Regions from separate parts of the Homo sapiens genome. Here region 2 is linked to region 1. The links are chromatin loops, found by intact Hi-C in ENCODE. Cell type or tissue: MCF 10A. All regions are shown on one strand.

Region 1 (8,000 bases):
ACTATATTGCCCAGGCTGGTCTCCAACTCTTGGGCTCAAGCGATCCCCCCAGTGTGCTGGGATTACATGGCGCCTGGCCATCAGAAATATTTCTAATCTGGCCCTTTACCAAAATATATATATATATTTACCAAATATATACGTGTCTATATATATACATGCACATATATACACATATATACACACACATATATACACATATATATACACATATACATATATACGTATATATGTGTGTATATACACACATACATATGTATATATGTATATATACACATACATATGTATATATGTATATATACACACACATATGTATATACATATGTGTATATGCACATATATACATACACACACACACACATATACTTATGTATATATGCCTACCCTTGGTCTTAAAGCTTGGCTAAATTTAGGGTAAACATCTTTTATATAGGCTTTCTTTTTTTAGAGTAGTTTTAGGTTCACAGCAAAATTAAGTGGAAGGTGCAGAGATTTCCCATCTACCCTATGCACCCCTCATGCACAGCCTCCTCCATCAACATCCCTCACTCTAACAAACGCAGAGCGGTGCATTTGTTACAATGGATGAACTCGCATTGACACTTCCTTATCAGAGGAGAGACAATTTTTTTTTTTTGAGACGGAGTTTTGCTCTTGTTGCCCAGGCTGGAGTGCAATGGTGCGATCTCGGCTCACTGCAACCTCCGCCTCCCGGGTTCAAGCCGTTCTCCTGCCTCAGCCTCCCAAGTAGCTGGAATTACAGGTGTACGCCACCACACCAGGCTAATTTTTGTATTTTTAGTAGAGACAGGGTTTTGCCATTTTGGCCAGGCTGGTCTGAAACTCCTGGCCTCAAGTGATCCACCCGACTTGGCCTCCCAAAGTGCTGGGATGACAGGCATGAGCCACTGCAACTGGCCCAGGATAGACATTTTTGACAAGTATACTTCATAGGTGTGTCCATTCTCCATCACTACTTAGTAAATTATTGCAAAGTTAGAAGCTTAAAATAACATCCACTTCTTATCTTACAATTTCTGCAAGTCAGGAGTCTGGGCATGGCATGACTGGATTCTTTGTTCAGGATCTCACAAGGTGTCAGCCGGACTGGGCTCTCATTGAGAGCCTCAGGGTCTTCATCCAAGCTCCTTCAGATTCTTGGCAGAATTAAGCCCTTCAAAGCTATAGGAGTGGAGACCTCAGCTGCCCCTCTCCATAGGCAGTTTGCAAAACAGCTGCTTCCTTCTTCAAGGCCAGCAGCATTGTATTTCTCTGATGCTTCATCTCTGACCTCAAACTCAGACTCAGACTCAGACTCAGATTGTCTTTTAAAAAAATTTTTTTTTGGCCAGGTGCAGTGGTTCACACCTGTAATCCCAGCACTTTGGAAGGCCCAGGCTGGCAGATCATGAGGTCAAGAGATACAGACCATCCTGGCCAACATGGTGAAACCCTGTCTCTACTAAAAATGCAAAAAATTAGCTGGGCATGGTGGTGCGCGCCTGTAGTCTCAGCTACTCAGGAGGCTGAGGCAGGAGAATCAGTTGAACCCAGGAGATGGAGGTTGCTGTGAGCCAACATCATGCCACTGCACTCTAGCCTGGTGACAGAGTGAGACTCTGTCTCAAAAAACAAAAAAAATTTTTTTAGAGATGAGGTCTTGCTGTGTTGCCCAGGCTGGTCTCAAACTCCTGGCCTCAAGTGATCCGCCTGCCTCTCAAAGTGCTGGGATTACAGGTTTGAGCCACTGCACCTGGCCCAGTAGCACCTTTTTATGTTTGATAAAAATAAGAATATCCAGCCTAGGCAACTTAGTGAGACCCTGTCTGTAAAAAAAATAAAAATAAAAAATTAGCCAGGCATGGTGGCACGTACCTGTAGTCCTGGCTACTCAGGAGGTCAAGGCTGCAGTGAGCTGTGATTGCACCATTGCACTCCAGCCTGGGCAACAGAGCGAGTACCTGTTTCAGAAAATAAATAAATGGAAATAAAATTAAAAGATGTCTTTGTACTATTGTCCTCATGATAAATATACACATGTGTGCACATACATACATGTACACACATGCCCCAGATGGAACTGGCTTGTGGTTTTGTCAGAGGCGTTTGAAACAAGCTTACTCCATCTAGAATAGGGGCTGGGTAAAATGAGGCTGAGACCTGCAGGGCTGCATTCCCGGGAGGTTAGGCATTCTAAGCCACAGGGTGAGGTAGGAGGTGGACGGAAGACCCAGGTCACAAAGACCCTGCTGATAAAACAGGATTCTGGGGCGGGGTGGGGGTCGGGGGGCATTGTTTGTTTGTTTGTTTTTGTTTTTGTTTGAGACAGAGTTTCGCTCTTGTTGCCCAGGCTAGAGTGCAATGAATGGCGCGATCTTGGCTCACTGCAAACTCTGCCTCCTGGGTTCAAGAGATTCCCCTGTCTCAGCCTCCTGAGTAGCTGGTATTATAGGCACATGCTACCATGCCTGGCTAATTTTTGTATTTTTAGTAGAGACGGAGTTTCATCATATTTATCAGGCTGGTCTCGAACTCCTGACCTCGGGTGATCCACCTGCCTCGGCCTCCCAAAGTGCTGGGATTACAGGCGTGAGCCACTGCGCCCGGCCCATGCAGGGTTTTTGTTGTTGTTGTTGTTGTTGTTGTTTTTGAGACAGAGTCTTGCTCTGTCACCCAGGCTGGAGTGCAGTGGCATGGTCTTGGCTCACTGAAACCTCCACCTCCTGGGTTCAAGCGATTCTCCTGCCTCAGCCTCCTGAGTAGCTGGGATTACAGGCGCCCGCCACCACGCCTGGCTAATTTTTTTTTTTTTTTTTGAGTAAAGATGGGGGTTTCACCATGTTGGCCAGGCTGGCCTCGAACTCCTGACCTCAGGTGATTCGCCCACCTTGGCCTCCCAAAGGGCTGGGATTACAGGCGTGAGCCACCGTGCCGGGCCAGGATGCAGGGTTTTATCAGCATGGTGTGAAAGTGACCTCTGGTTGTCCTCACTGCTCATTATACACTAATTATAATACATTAGCATGCTAAGAGACACTCCCACCAGCGCCATGACAGTTACAAATGCCATGGCAACTTCCAGAAGTTACCCTATAGGTTCTAAAAGGGTAGGGACCCCTAAGTTCTGGGAAATCTTCGCCCCTTTTCTCAGAAAACTCATGAGTAATCCATCCCTTGTTTAACCTATAATCAAGAAATAACTGTAAGTATATGCAATCGAGCAGCCCATATCACTGCTCTGCCTGTGGAGTAGCCATTCTTTTATTCCTTTACTTTCTTTTTCTTCATTTTTAAAATTTATTTTTATTTTTTGAGATGCAGTTTTGCTCTGGTCACCCAGGCTAGAGCGCAATGGTGCGATCTCGGCTCACTGCAACCTCCGCCTCCCAGGTTCAAGTGATTCTCCTGCCTCAGCCTCCCGAGTAGCTGGGATTACAGGCGTCCACCACCATGCCCAGCTAATTTTTGTATTTTTAGTTGAGACAGGGTTTCACCATCTTGACCAGGCTGGTCTCGAACTCCTGAACTCAGGTGATCTGCCTTCCTCGGTCTCCCAAAGTGTTGGAATTACAGGCATGAGCCACTGCACCTAGCCTTTTTTCTTTTTTTTTGAGACAGGATCTTGCTCTGTTTCCCAGGCTGGAGAGCAGTGACACGACCATGGCTCACTGCAGCCTTGACTTCTTGGACTCAAGCAATTCTCCTGCCTCAGCCTCCCAAATAGCTGGGACTGCAGACGTGCACCACCACGCCAGGCTAATTTTTTGTTTTGTTTTGTTTGTTTGTTTGTTTTTTGTAGAGAAAAAGCGATCTGTCTGCCTTCGTCTCCCAAAGTGCTGGGATTACAGGCGTGAGCCACCTGGCCTCCTTTACTTTCTTAAACTTACTTTATGGACTTGTCCAGAATTCTTTCTTGCATGAGATCCAAGAACTCTCTCTTGGGGTCTGGATGAAGACCCCTTTTCGGTAACAGTTTCCTCTTCCCCAAATGAAAGAGGGCCTTTGCTGATCATTTGAGAGAAAACAAATTTGAGTAGAAGCCACACTCCCTGTGGGGAGGGGCACACTGTGGGACAACTCTGTTGGCCCTCAAGGACGATGACTAATAGGTTGCTGATGTCAGAGGCATTTGAACCAGAGCAACAACATCTTGAATAGGGGCTGGGTAAAATAAGGCTGAGACCTACTGGGCTGCATTCCCAGATGGTTAGGTCATTCTAAGTCACAGGATGAGTTAGGAGGTCAGCACAAGATACGGGTCATAAAGACCTTACTGGCCTGGCGCGGTGGCTCATGCCTGTAATCCCAGCACTTTGGGAGGCTGAGGTGGGTGGATCACCTGAGGTCGGGAGTTTGAAACCAGCCTGACCAACATGGAGAAACCTCGTCTCTACTAAAAATGCAAAATTAGCCGGGCCTGGTGGTGCGCACCTGTAATCTCAGCTATTCGGGAGGCTGAGGCAGGAGAATCACTTGAACTGGGAGGTGGAGGTTACAGTGAGCCAAGATTGCGCCATTGCACTCCAGCCTGAATAACAAGAGTGAAACTTCGTCTAAAACAAACAAAAACAAACAAACAAAAAAAACCTAGCTGATAAAATAGCCTGCAGTAAAGAAGCCAGCCAAAACCAAGATGGAGACAAGAGTGGCCTCTGGTTGTCCTCACTGCTGTACTCCTACCGGTGCCATGACAGTTTACAAATGCCATGGCAACATCAGGAAGTTACCCTATATGGTCTAAAAAGGGGAGGCATAAATAATCCACCCCTTGATTAGCGTATCATCAAGAAATAACTGGCCAGGCGCGGTGGCTCATGCCTGTAATCCCAATACTTTGGGAGGCTTTGGTGGATAGATCATTTGAGGTCAGGAGTTTGAGACCAGCCTGGCCAACATGATAAGACCCCCGTCTCTAATACTAAAAATACAAAAATTAGCCAGGCGTGGTGGCACGCACCTGTAATCCCAGCTACTTGGGAGGCTGAGGTAGGAGAATCGCTTGAACCTGGAAGGCAGAGGTTGCAGTGAGCTGCAATCGCGCCACTGCACTCTAGCCTGGGCGACAGAGTAAGACTTCGTCTCAAAAGGAAATAACCATTAAAATGGGCGGCCAGGCGCTGTGGCTCACACCTGTAATCCCAGCATTTTGGGAGGCCAAGGTGGGCGGATCACGAGGTCAGGAGATCAAGACCATCCTGGCTAACATGGTGAAACCCCATCTCTACTAAAAATACAAAAAAAATTAGCCAGGTGTGGTGGCAGGCGCCTGTAGTCCCAGCTACTCGGGAGGCTGAGGCAGGAGAATGGCATGAACCTGGGAGGCGGAGCTTGCAGTGAGCCACGATGGCGCCACTGCACTCCAGCCTGGGCGACAGAACGAGACTCTGTCTAAGAAAAAGGGCAACCAGCAGCCCTGGGGGCTGCTCTGTCTATGGAGTAGCCATTCTTTAGTCCTTTACTTTCCTAATAAACTTACTTTCAGTTTACTGTATGGACTGGCCCTGAATTCTTTCTTGCGTGAGATCCAAGAACCCTCTCTTGGGGTCTGGATTGGGACCCCTTTCCCGTAACAGTGTCAGAGGTGTTTGAACCAGAGGAACCCCGACTTGAATAGGGGCTGGGTAAAATAAGACTAAGACCTACTGCACTGCATTCCCAGATGGTTAAAGCATTCTTAGTCACAGGATGAGATAGGAGGTCAGCACAACATACGGGTCATAAAGACCTTGCTGATAAAACAGGTTGCAGTAAAGAAGCCGGCCAAAATCTACCCAAATCAAAATGACCTCTGGTGGTCCTCACTGCTACACTCCCACCAGCGCCAAGACAGTTTAGAAATGCCATGGCAACGTCAGGAAGTTACCCTCTATGGTCTAAAAAGAGGAGGCATGAATAATCCACCCCTTGTTTAGCATATCATCAAGAAATAAATCATAAAAATGGGGAATAAGCGGCCCTCGGGGCTGCTCTGTCTGTGGAGTAGCCATTCTTTGTTCCTTTATTTTCCTTATAAACTTGCTTTCACTTTACAGACTCTCCCTGAATTCTTTCTTGCGTGAAATCCAAAAACCCTCTCTGGGGGGTCTGGATCGGGACCCATTTCCTGTAACACTGGGAGGCTTTGGTAAGAAACGGACTGTCCAGACATCTGGTGGCCACAGAGTGTTCAGTCTGCCTTCGCTGCTCTTCCTGGCTGGGAGCCACAAATCTTCCATGCTTTACTTTCTAAATACCACTCCCTTCCACCCACCGCTCTCTACTTCCACTGCTCCCATCCTGGTCTAAGCCACCATCGTCCTTTGCCTAAATGATGAAACAGCCTCCCTCCACCCTCCCTGGCTCCGCTCCAATCACTTTCCTGCAGAGCAGCCAGAGTGATCACTTTCAAATGCAAACCTGAACTTGCAGCTCCTCCGCTCAAAGCCCTTGGATGGTTTCCACCAGCGTGAATGCTAAAGCCTGAACTCAGTGCATAAGGTGCTGTGTGTTCCGCTCCTCTGGCTGCTCCGGGATTATCTTGTACTCTCTTTCTTCCCCTCCCTCTCTGCAGCCTGGGAAACTCGTCTTAAAAAAAAAAAAACTCTTGAAATGTACCATGCTGTCTCCCACCTCAAAAATCACAGCTGTTCGTGATTTTTCTCATGATGAATGCCTACGCATTCTTCAGATCTCAGCTAGAATGCCACCTCCTCTGGGAAGCCTCCCTCATCTCCTGCAAGACTGGGTTAGGTTTCCCTAGGTAACAGGTGGTATTTTCCAAAAATAGCCACAACATATTTCCTGTCCCACATGATACTCTTGGCCATTTGCCCTCCTCTTGAATTTAGGAAAAACTTTGTAACAGCCTGTATGGAAAGAATGCAATGGAAATGATTCTGCGTGACTTCCGAGTCTGGGTGAGAAAAGGTAATATGGGAGCTGGGTGCAGTGATGCATGCCTGTAGTCCCAGCTACTCAACAGATTGACGTGGGAGGATCCTTTGAGTCCAGGAGTTTGAGGCCAGCCTGGGCCAGCCTGAGACCCTGAGTCCCACCCCAACCCCTGCCATCTCCGGAAGAAGAAGAAGGAGAAGGAGAAGAGGAAGAAGAAGAGGAAGAGGAAGAAGAAAAAGAAAAGATGATATGATTCCCACCTGGCTCACACGCTCACTTGTTCTTAGAACGGTAGTTGTGAAGAAGCTCAGGCTGCAAGGAGACCACATGTAGGTATTCCAAGCAACGGCCCCAGCGAGGGTCTCGGCCTGTAGCCTGTAGCAACTGACATACATATGTGTGAGCAAACATTCAGGTGATTCCAGCCCCCAGACTTTGAGCCACCCAGCTGATGCCAAGGTTGAGTTATTCCTCCCAAGCCTGCCCAAATTGCAGATTGAAGAGTAAAATGAATGTCTCTTTTCTTTCTTTTTTTTTTTTTTTCAAGACAGGGTCTTGCTCTTGCTCTGTTCCCCAGGCTGGAGTGCAGTGGCGCAATCTCAGCTCATTGCAACCTCCACCTTCTGGGTTCAAGCGATACTCATGCCTCAACCTCCCAAGTAGCTGGGATTACAGGTGTGTGCCACCACACCTGGCTAATTATTGTATTTTTAGTAGAGATGGGATTTCACCATCTTGTCCAGGCTGGTCTTGAACTCCTGGCCTCATGTGATCCACCCACCTCTGCCTCCCAAAGTGCTGGGATTACAGCCATGAGCCACTTGCCCCGTGAATGTTGTTGTCATTTGAAGCTTCTAAGTCTTGAGCTGCTTTTTATTTTCTTTTACAGAAAGCCCAGACCTTACAATGTTTTTATTTTTTCTCTCCATTTTTCTTTCTTTTTAATGTTTTTGTACAGATGGGATCTTGCTATGTTGCCTGGGCTGGTCTCAAACTCCTGGCCTCAATGCATGCCCCCACCTTGGCCTCCCAAAGTGCTGGGATTGTCAAGGGCTCATTTGTTACACAGTCATAGCAACAGAAATTTAGGAACTGTTACATGTATACCTTCTCTTTAAAGTATTTGT
Region 2 (8,000 bases), 90 kb before region 1:
TCACCTCCCCAACCTTATCTCATGTGGTCACTCCCTTGTCTACCTGTCATATCCACACCAGAATCCATAGATCCGGGAACCCACAAGGCCCTGGGGCCCATATCAGGACTATCACTCTCACGGTTCCCTCTTCTCCTTCTTATTCTGATCCTTTGGGTCTCAGTGCAAACACCCCGTCTTCAGGGAGCCCTTCTCTGCCCCTCGATGTAAAGTAGATTTGTCCCTCTGAAGTGGGCAGATTGCTTGAGCTCAGGAGTTCAAGACCAGCCTGAGCAACATGGCGAGGCCCCATCTTTACAAAAAGTAAAAAAAAAAAAAAAATAGGCTGGGTGCAGTGGCTCACACCTGTAATCCCGGTACTTTAGGGGGCCGAGGCACCTGAGGTGAGGAGTTTGAGACCAGCGTGGCCAACATGGTGAAACCCCGTCTCTACTAAAAATACAAAAATTAGCCCAGTGTGGTGGTGTGCGCCTGTAATCCCAGCTACTCAGGAGGCTGAGGCAGGAGAATCCCTTGAATCTGGTAGGCGGAGGTTGCAGTGAGCCGAGATTGTGCCACTGCATTCAAGCCTGGGCACAGAGCGAGACTCTGTCTCAAAAAATAAAAAAAGAGAAAAGAAAAGAAAGAGAGAGAGAAGGAAGGAAGGAAGGAAGGAAGGAAAGAAGGAAAAGAAAGAAAGATTTGTCCCTGTTATTCTCTAGCCCAGCCCACCCGTGTGTTTTCAATAGCACTCTTCACAAACTGCAAGTACTTTTTAAAACTATTTATGGGCCGGGCGCAGTGGCTCACGCCTGTGATCCCAGCACTTTGGGAGGCCGAGGTGGGCAGATCACAAGGTCAGGAGATTGAAACCATCCTGGCCAACATGATGAAACCCCATCTCTACTAAAACACAAAAAATTAGCCAGGTGTGGTGGTGCACGCCTGTAATCCCAGCTACTTGGGAGGCTGAGGCAGGGGAATTGCTTGAACCCAGGAGGCAGAGGTTGCAGTGAGCTGAGATCACGCCACTGCACTCCAGCCTGGTGACAGAGTAAGACTTCGTCTCAAAAAACAAACTAACAAAAAAACAAAAAAAAAACCCAAAATCTATTTATGTATTTATTTATTGTGCCCCTTGGTTAAGCATAAGGGGTACAATGGCAAACAAGATATAATCCACTGGTCACAGTGGCTCACTCCTGTAATCCCAGTGCTTTGAGAGGCCAAAGCAATTGGATTGCTTGAGCCTAGGAGTCTGAGGCCAGCCTAGAAAACATAGTGAGACTCCTTCTCTACAAAAAATTTAAAAAAATATATATGGCTGTGGTGGTGCCCCTCTATAATCCCAGCTACTCAGGAGGCTGAGGTGGGAGGATTGACTGATGCTAGGAGTTTGAGGTTACAGTGAGCTATGATTGCACCACTGCCCTCCAGCCTGGGTGATGGAGTGAGACCTGTCCCTTAAAAAACATTTTTTTAAAAATATATACAGGGCTGGGTATGGTGGCTCATGTCTGTAATCCCAACACTTTGGGAGGCTGAGGTGGGAAGATGGCTTGAGTCCAGGAGTTCAAGACCAGCCTAGGAAACATAAGGAGACTCCACAAAATAAATAAAATAACTGCCTATTGCGATTTTTTTTATTTTTCTTTCTTTCTTTTTTTTTTTTTTTTTGAGATGGTGGCAGCAGATGAGGCTTTAGCCGCAGGCCAGGCGCAGTGGCTCACGCCTGTAATCCCAACACTTTGGGAGGCAGAGGAGAGAGAATCTCTTGAGGCCAGGAACTCGAGACCAGCCTGGGCAACATAGCGAGATCCCATTCTCCACAAAAAAGGGGAAAAAAGACAAAAGTAAATCAATAAAATAAAAGCAGAGCTATGAGGCTGGGAAGAGTTCTGAGTCCTTTCCACTAATACCCTCCATGCCCTTCCTTGCAGATATGGATGCAGAGAGGGAAGCCCTGCAGAGCACTGCCTACCCTGAAGTGCCAGACCTTCTGCCAGAGGCACGGCTTGATGTTTGAGGTAACTGGAAGTCACTCCGGGCTCCATGCTTTTTTTATTTTTTTTTGACACGTAGTTCTTGCTCTGTCGCCAGGCTGGAGTGCAGTGGTGCGATCTCGGCTCACTGCAACCTCTGCCTCCCGGGTTCAAGCGATTCTCCTGCCTCAGCCTCCTGAGTAGCTGGGACTACAGGCGTGCGCCACCACGCCCAGCTAATTTTTGTATTTTTAGTAGAGACGGGGTTTCACCATGTTGGCCAGGATGGTCTTGATCTCTTGACCTTGTGATCTGCCCGCCTCGGCCTCCCAAAATGCTGGGATTACAGGCGTGAGCCACTGAGCCCAGCCCCATGCTTTTTTTTTTTTGAGACAGAGTCTCGCTCTGCCACCCAGGCTGGAGTGCAATGGTGCAATCTCAGCTCACTGCAACCTTGGCCTCCAGGGTTCAAGCGATTCTCTCGCCTCAGCCTCCTGAGTAGCTGGGATTACAGGTGCCCGCCACCACGCCCCTCTATCCATACTCTTTTAATGCTTTACTGTTGAGTTTTAAAATTCACAGTGATTTTTAAACAAAGGTCCCACATGTTCTTTTTGCACCGAGCCCCGTAGATTCTGTAGTTGGTCCTGGAGATCTGGCCCTGGAGATAAAAATCCTTGGGACTATAAAAAGGCAGGTGGGACTGGGCGCGGTGGCTGACACCTGTAATCCCAGCACTTTGGGAGGCAAAGGCGGGCAGATCGCTTGAGGTCAGAAACTCGAGACTAGCCTAGGCAACATGATGAAACTCTGTCTCTACTAAAAATATAAAAATTAGCCGGGCGTGGTGGCTCATGCCTGTAGTCCCAGCTACTCAGGAGGCTGAGGCAGGAGAATCGCCAGAACTTGGGAAGCAGAGATTGCAGTGAGCTGAGATCAAGCCACTGTACTCCAGCCTGGGTGACAGAGTGAGACTCCGTCTCAAAAAAAAAAAAAAAAAAGGCAGATGGAGGGGTTACAGCCATGTGCACCGTGCTTGGTTAGCATGGCAGGTGGTGTAGAAAAGTGAGTAGGAGTGAATGCTTTTGAACACAGATTCATCGCTGTGTCCCTTGCAGTGTGACCTTGGACATGTCATTTAACTGTCTGTTGTTGTTGCTGCTGTTTTTGTCTTGCCTTCAGAGCTTCCTGGCCCTCTTCGTACTGGGCTTCAGGAGGAGTATAAGAGGGCTTTGCGATATGGGGGATGGGCATGGAGGTTGGACATGCCTTTTTCTAGAACGCTGATGGTGTACCTGTTTGGCACAGTCCCAAAACAGTAGGAGCCCCTAATGCTGTCTCCTTGTACCAATCCCTGGCTAGGGAATTTTTTTTTTTTTTTCAGATGAGGTCCAGTGGATGACAGAGCAAGACTTCATCTCAAAAAAAAAAAAAAAGAAAAAGTGAAAAAGTGCAGTGGTGTGATCTCACAGCTCACTGCAACCTTGAGCTTCTGGGCTCAAGGGATCCTCCTGTCTCAGCCTTCTGAGGAGCTGAAACTACAGACATGCAGCGCTATCCCTGGCTAACCGGGGATGTTTCTGCCTGCACATTTCCCTGTGGAAACTGATGAACATCTTTGGAGTCTCAGCTTAACTTGAGGGCTGCCTCCTTGCTGCTTATGAGAATGATTCATTGCACCAAAGTCCCATTTGGTTAAAAGATGAGGCCGGGCACAGTGGCTAACACCTGTATTCCCAGTGCTTTGGGAGGCCAAGGCAGGAGGATTGCTGGAGGCCAGGAGTTTGATACCGGTCTGGGTAATATAACAAGATCCCGTCTCTATAAAATTAAAAAAATGAGCTGGGTGTGGTGACGCCCACCTGTAGTCCCAGCTACTGGGGAGGCTGAGGTGGGAGGATCACTTGAACCCAGGAGTTTGAGGCTGCAGTGAGCTGTGATGGAGCCACTGCACTCTAGCCTGGGTGCCAGATTGGGATGCTGTCTTTAAAAAAAAAAAAATCTGGGCCGGGCGAAGTGGCTCATGCCTGTAATCCCAGCACTTTGGGAGGCCAAGGCGGGTAGATCACCTGAGGCCAGGAGTTCGAGACCAGCCTGGCCAACATGGTGAAACCCCCTCTCTACTAAAAATACAAAAATTACCCAGATGTGGTGACACGCACCTGTAATCCCAGCTACTCGGGAGGCTGGGGCAGGAGAATTGCTTGAACCTGGGAGGTGGTGGTTGCAGTGAGCCGAGATAACGCCACTGCACTCCAGCCTAGGCAACAGAATGAGATTCTGTCTCAAAAAAAAAAAAAAAATCAAGTGGCTCTTTGGGTAAAAAAGAAAAGAAAAGGAAAAAGATGCATGATCGTTATGGTTTGTATATTTATTACTAAGAAAGAAGCAGTGCTGGAAATTCCACTCTGCCCACCATTGATCATGAGACATAGTTCAATGTCAAAGGCACTATGGAAGCATCAGCACTGAGAGCTGATGAAATGGTCAAGCTTTTCTGTTTAATGCCCATGCCCGTCCTCTGACGCGGATGCTGTCAACATCCTCCACACGCACATCGGGAGACGGCGGTCCCTCCAGAAGCACAAGCTCCTTCCAGAGGCTGGCTCCTGACCCCTTTTCCTTTCCTGCTCCTCTAACTCATTGTTCCTCCCCCTTTCTTCCTCCAGTCACATTGAGTACTGCTGGCCTCTCACCACTTGTCTTAAGAATCTATGTGTCTTTCTCTCGGTGCTAAAGAATTCAGGGAGGCAGGGACTGTTCCGAGTTGTCTTTGTCTCCCTGTCACCCCAGCCTTCCACAGGGTCAGCTTTGCCTACCTGAACTGAGCTGTTCTGCCCAGCCTCCCCATGGCGAGCAGGCACAAATGAACTGCAAGCGTGCGGTTGCCAAGGAGACCTTGGTACGTCCAGTGCTGGCCAAACTAAACACCCTCCTTTGCAAGGAAAGCTTTGTGAACAAGTGTGGACACGTCCTTGCTTTCAAAGCAACAGTTTGAAAATGGCCAAGTTCCTTTTTTAAAAAAGCTTTTCTGTCAGGGCGAGGTGGCTCATGCCTGTAATCCCAGCACTCTGGGAGGCCGAGACAGGCAGATCACGAGGTCAGGAGATTGAGACCATCCTGGCTAACACGGTGAAACCCCATCTCTACTAAAAAATGCAAAAAATTAGCCGGGCATGTAGTCCCAGCTACTCCGGAGGCTGAGGCAGGAGAATGGCGTGAACCCGGGAGGCGGAGCTTGCAGTGAGCCAAGATTGCGCCACTGCACTCCAGCCTGGGTGATAGAGCAAGACTCCATCTCAAAAAAAAAAAAAAGATTTTCTTTCTTTTTTTTTTTCTTTTTTCTTTTTCTGTTTTTCTTGCAACAGGGTGTCGCTCTGTCACCCAGGCTGGAGTGCAGGCATGCAATCACAGCTCACTGCAGCTTTCTGGGCTCAGGTGATCCTCCTGTCTCAGCCTCTCAAGTATCTGAGACTACAGGCACACACCACTACACCTGGCTATTTATTTATTTATTTATTTATTTATTTATTGTAGACACAATGTCTCCCTATATTGTTCAGGCTGGTCTCAAACTCCCGGCCTCAAGAGATCCTCCTCCCTCAGCCTCCCATAGTGCTGGGATTATAGGGGTAAGCCACTTTGCCCTGCCTCTGTTCTAATTTTTTTATTTTAATTAACTTGCTTTTTTATTTCTTAATTTTTATTTTTTTAGAGATGAGGTCTTGCTACATTGCCCAACCTGGTCTTGAACTCCTGGGTTCAAGCAATCCTCATGCTTCAGCCTCCAGAGTAGCTGGGATTATAGGCACATGCCACCGTGCCCGACTAAATGTTTATAAATAAACTTCTGAATTTGGAATTTAGGCTTACAGGAAACGCATGGACAGTACGGAGTTCCCATACACCCCACACTCTGTGTCTCCTAACGTTTTACCTAACCACAGCACAACCAACTATGTTGTTACAACTATGAAATGAACTTTGAGGACAGGTGCAGTAGCTCGTGCCTGTAATCCTAACATTTTGGGAGGCTGAGGCAGACAGTTCACTTGAGATCAGGAGTTTGAGACCAGCCTGGCCAACATAGCAAAACTTTATCTCTAATAAAGATACAAAAAAATTAGCCAGGCGTGGTGGTGCACGCCTGTAATCCCAGCTACTCGGGAGGCTGAGGCAGGAGAATTGCTTGAACTCGGGAGGCGGAGGTTGTGGTGAGCTGAGAGTGCACCACTAAGCTCCAGCCTGGGTGACAGAGCAAGACTCTGTCCCCCTGACCAAAAAAAAAAAGAAAGAAAGAAAGAAAGAAATCAGTCTGGGGGCAGTGGCTCATGCCTGTAATCCCAGCATTTTGGGAAGCCGAGGTGGGTGGATCACCTGAGGTCAAGAGTTCGAGACCAGCCTGGCCAATATGGTGAAACCTTATCTCTACTAAAAATACAAAAAATTAGCCAGGCATGGTGGTGTGCGCCTGTAGTTCCAGCTACTCAGGAGACTGAGGCATAAGAATCGCTTGAACCCATTAGGCAAAATTTACAATGAGCCAAGATCATGCCACTGGAAGGAAGGAAGGAAGGAAGGAAGGAAGGAAGGAAAGAAGGAAGGAAGGAAGGAAGGAAGGAAGGAAGGAAGGAGGAAGGAAGGAAGGAAGGAAGGAAGGAAGGATTTTCCAGTGAGACAAGATTGCGCCACTGCACTCTAGCCTGGGTGACATAGCAGGACTCCAACTCAAAAAAAAAAAAAAAGATAAATCAACATTGGTACATGACTGTTAACCTCCTGACTTTATTCAAATGTTGCCAGCTCTTCTATCTAAGTCTTTTCTGGTGAAGAACCCCATCCAGGGTACCCCATTGCATTTCGTTGTCTTATTGCCCTAGTCTCCTCTGGTCTGTGTCAATTTCTCAGTCACCTTATTTCTCATGACCTTGGCAGTCTTTTTCTTTCCTTCTTTCCTTCTTTCCTTCCTTCCTTCTTTCCTTCCTTCCTTCCTACCTTCCTCTCTCTCTTTCTTTTGACAGAGCCTGGCTCTGCTGTCCAGGCTGGCATGCAGTAGTACAATAAGAGCTCACTGCAACCTCTGCCTTGTGGGCTCAATTGATCCTCCTACCTCAGCCTCCCGAGTAGCTGGGACTACAGGTGCCCACCACCATGCTTGGCTTTGACTGGCAGGGCATCTTGAAGAACGCCCTTCCCTCTAGTCTGGGTCTGTCTGTTATTTTTCTCATGATTATACTGAGGTTATGAATTTGGTTCAAGTTCTTTTAATCCAGACATCCCCCTACAGGAAGAGGCTGTCAAAAATTTTTGAAAGAAACTTTCTGCTTTGTCAAAAGGGATTGAAAAAACAAATCACCTGTCATGCCACCTCTCTGACAAACTTGTGTTTCTATTTCCCAGGTCGTTGATCTGAGGTGGGGTATTCGGAACATTGAAGCCACTGACCACTTGACCACAGAACTCTGCTTGGAGGAGGTTGACCGGTGTTGGAAAACATCCATAGGGCCAGCTTTTGTTGTGAGTGTCTTGGGAGGAATGGGTTAGCTCTTACTCCTCCAGGATATGCCCCCTGCTTTCTAGACAAACTGATCAGCAGAGGGAAGTAGGTACCGTTTCTGCTTTCGTACCTTATCCCTATGGCCTGCCTGTGGCAGACATTACTAATCAATCACAGAACTCTTTCTGCAGAGCTGAATGGGATCCAGACATTAGCAGTCAAATGGAAGCAGCAGGTGGCTTGGAGAGTAGAATGTTGAAGCCAGAAGGAATCTTGGAATTTGATCTGGACTTTCTCCCACCTTCCCCACCCCCTCCACTTTATGTCTATAGAACTTTGGGATCCTGGAAAGCCATGGAAAAGGTGGAAACCCACAGGGTCTTGGGATATTTTTTTTCCTCCATGTGCCCACTGGTTTCAGGTCGTGGGGACTTCTCCCCTCTCTCTTCCAATTGCACCCCTTCTATCAAAAAATCAATCTCCAGTCCACAATTAATGGTTTTGGCTATTAAAATTGAATGATATTCCTGAGTCTTTTTTCT

The links. A loop is a pair of places that touch in the nucleus more often than their neighbours do. Peaks named below come from ENCODE experiments on the same cell type or tissue, not always from the same donor. Only the 100,000 strongest peaks of a DNase experiment are listed, where the experiment ranks them.
Region 2: it touches region 1 in a loop (4-fold over the local background); 2 of 110 quality-filtered maps call a loop at or near these places.

What each region holds. Positions count from the first base shown.
Region 1 is chr19:16,819,136-16,827,135 of GRCh38, forward strand. LOC124904648 (a long non-coding RNA gene) reads right to left here and starts at 2,097. Exons shown (of 3, transcript XR_007067150.1): 1 at 2,056-2,097; 2 at 1,876-1,961. RefSeq lists an enhancer at 6,195-6,872. In MCF 10A, no CTCF peak of the experiment used is centred here; DNase peaks (open chromatin) are centred at 4,146 and 6,296.
Region 2 is chr19:16,729,273-16,737,272 of GRCh38, forward strand. It overlaps NWD1 (NACHT and WD repeat domain containing 1), which reads left to right. Exons shown (of 19, transcript NM_001007525.5): 3 at 1,920-2,006; 4 at 7,362-7,478. The coding sequence starts at 1,926. Among named protein-coding and RNA genes, the nearest start is that of NWD1, 13 kb to the left of the region's middle. In MCF 10A, no CTCF peak of the experiment used is centred here; a DNase peak (open chromatin) is centred at 4,869.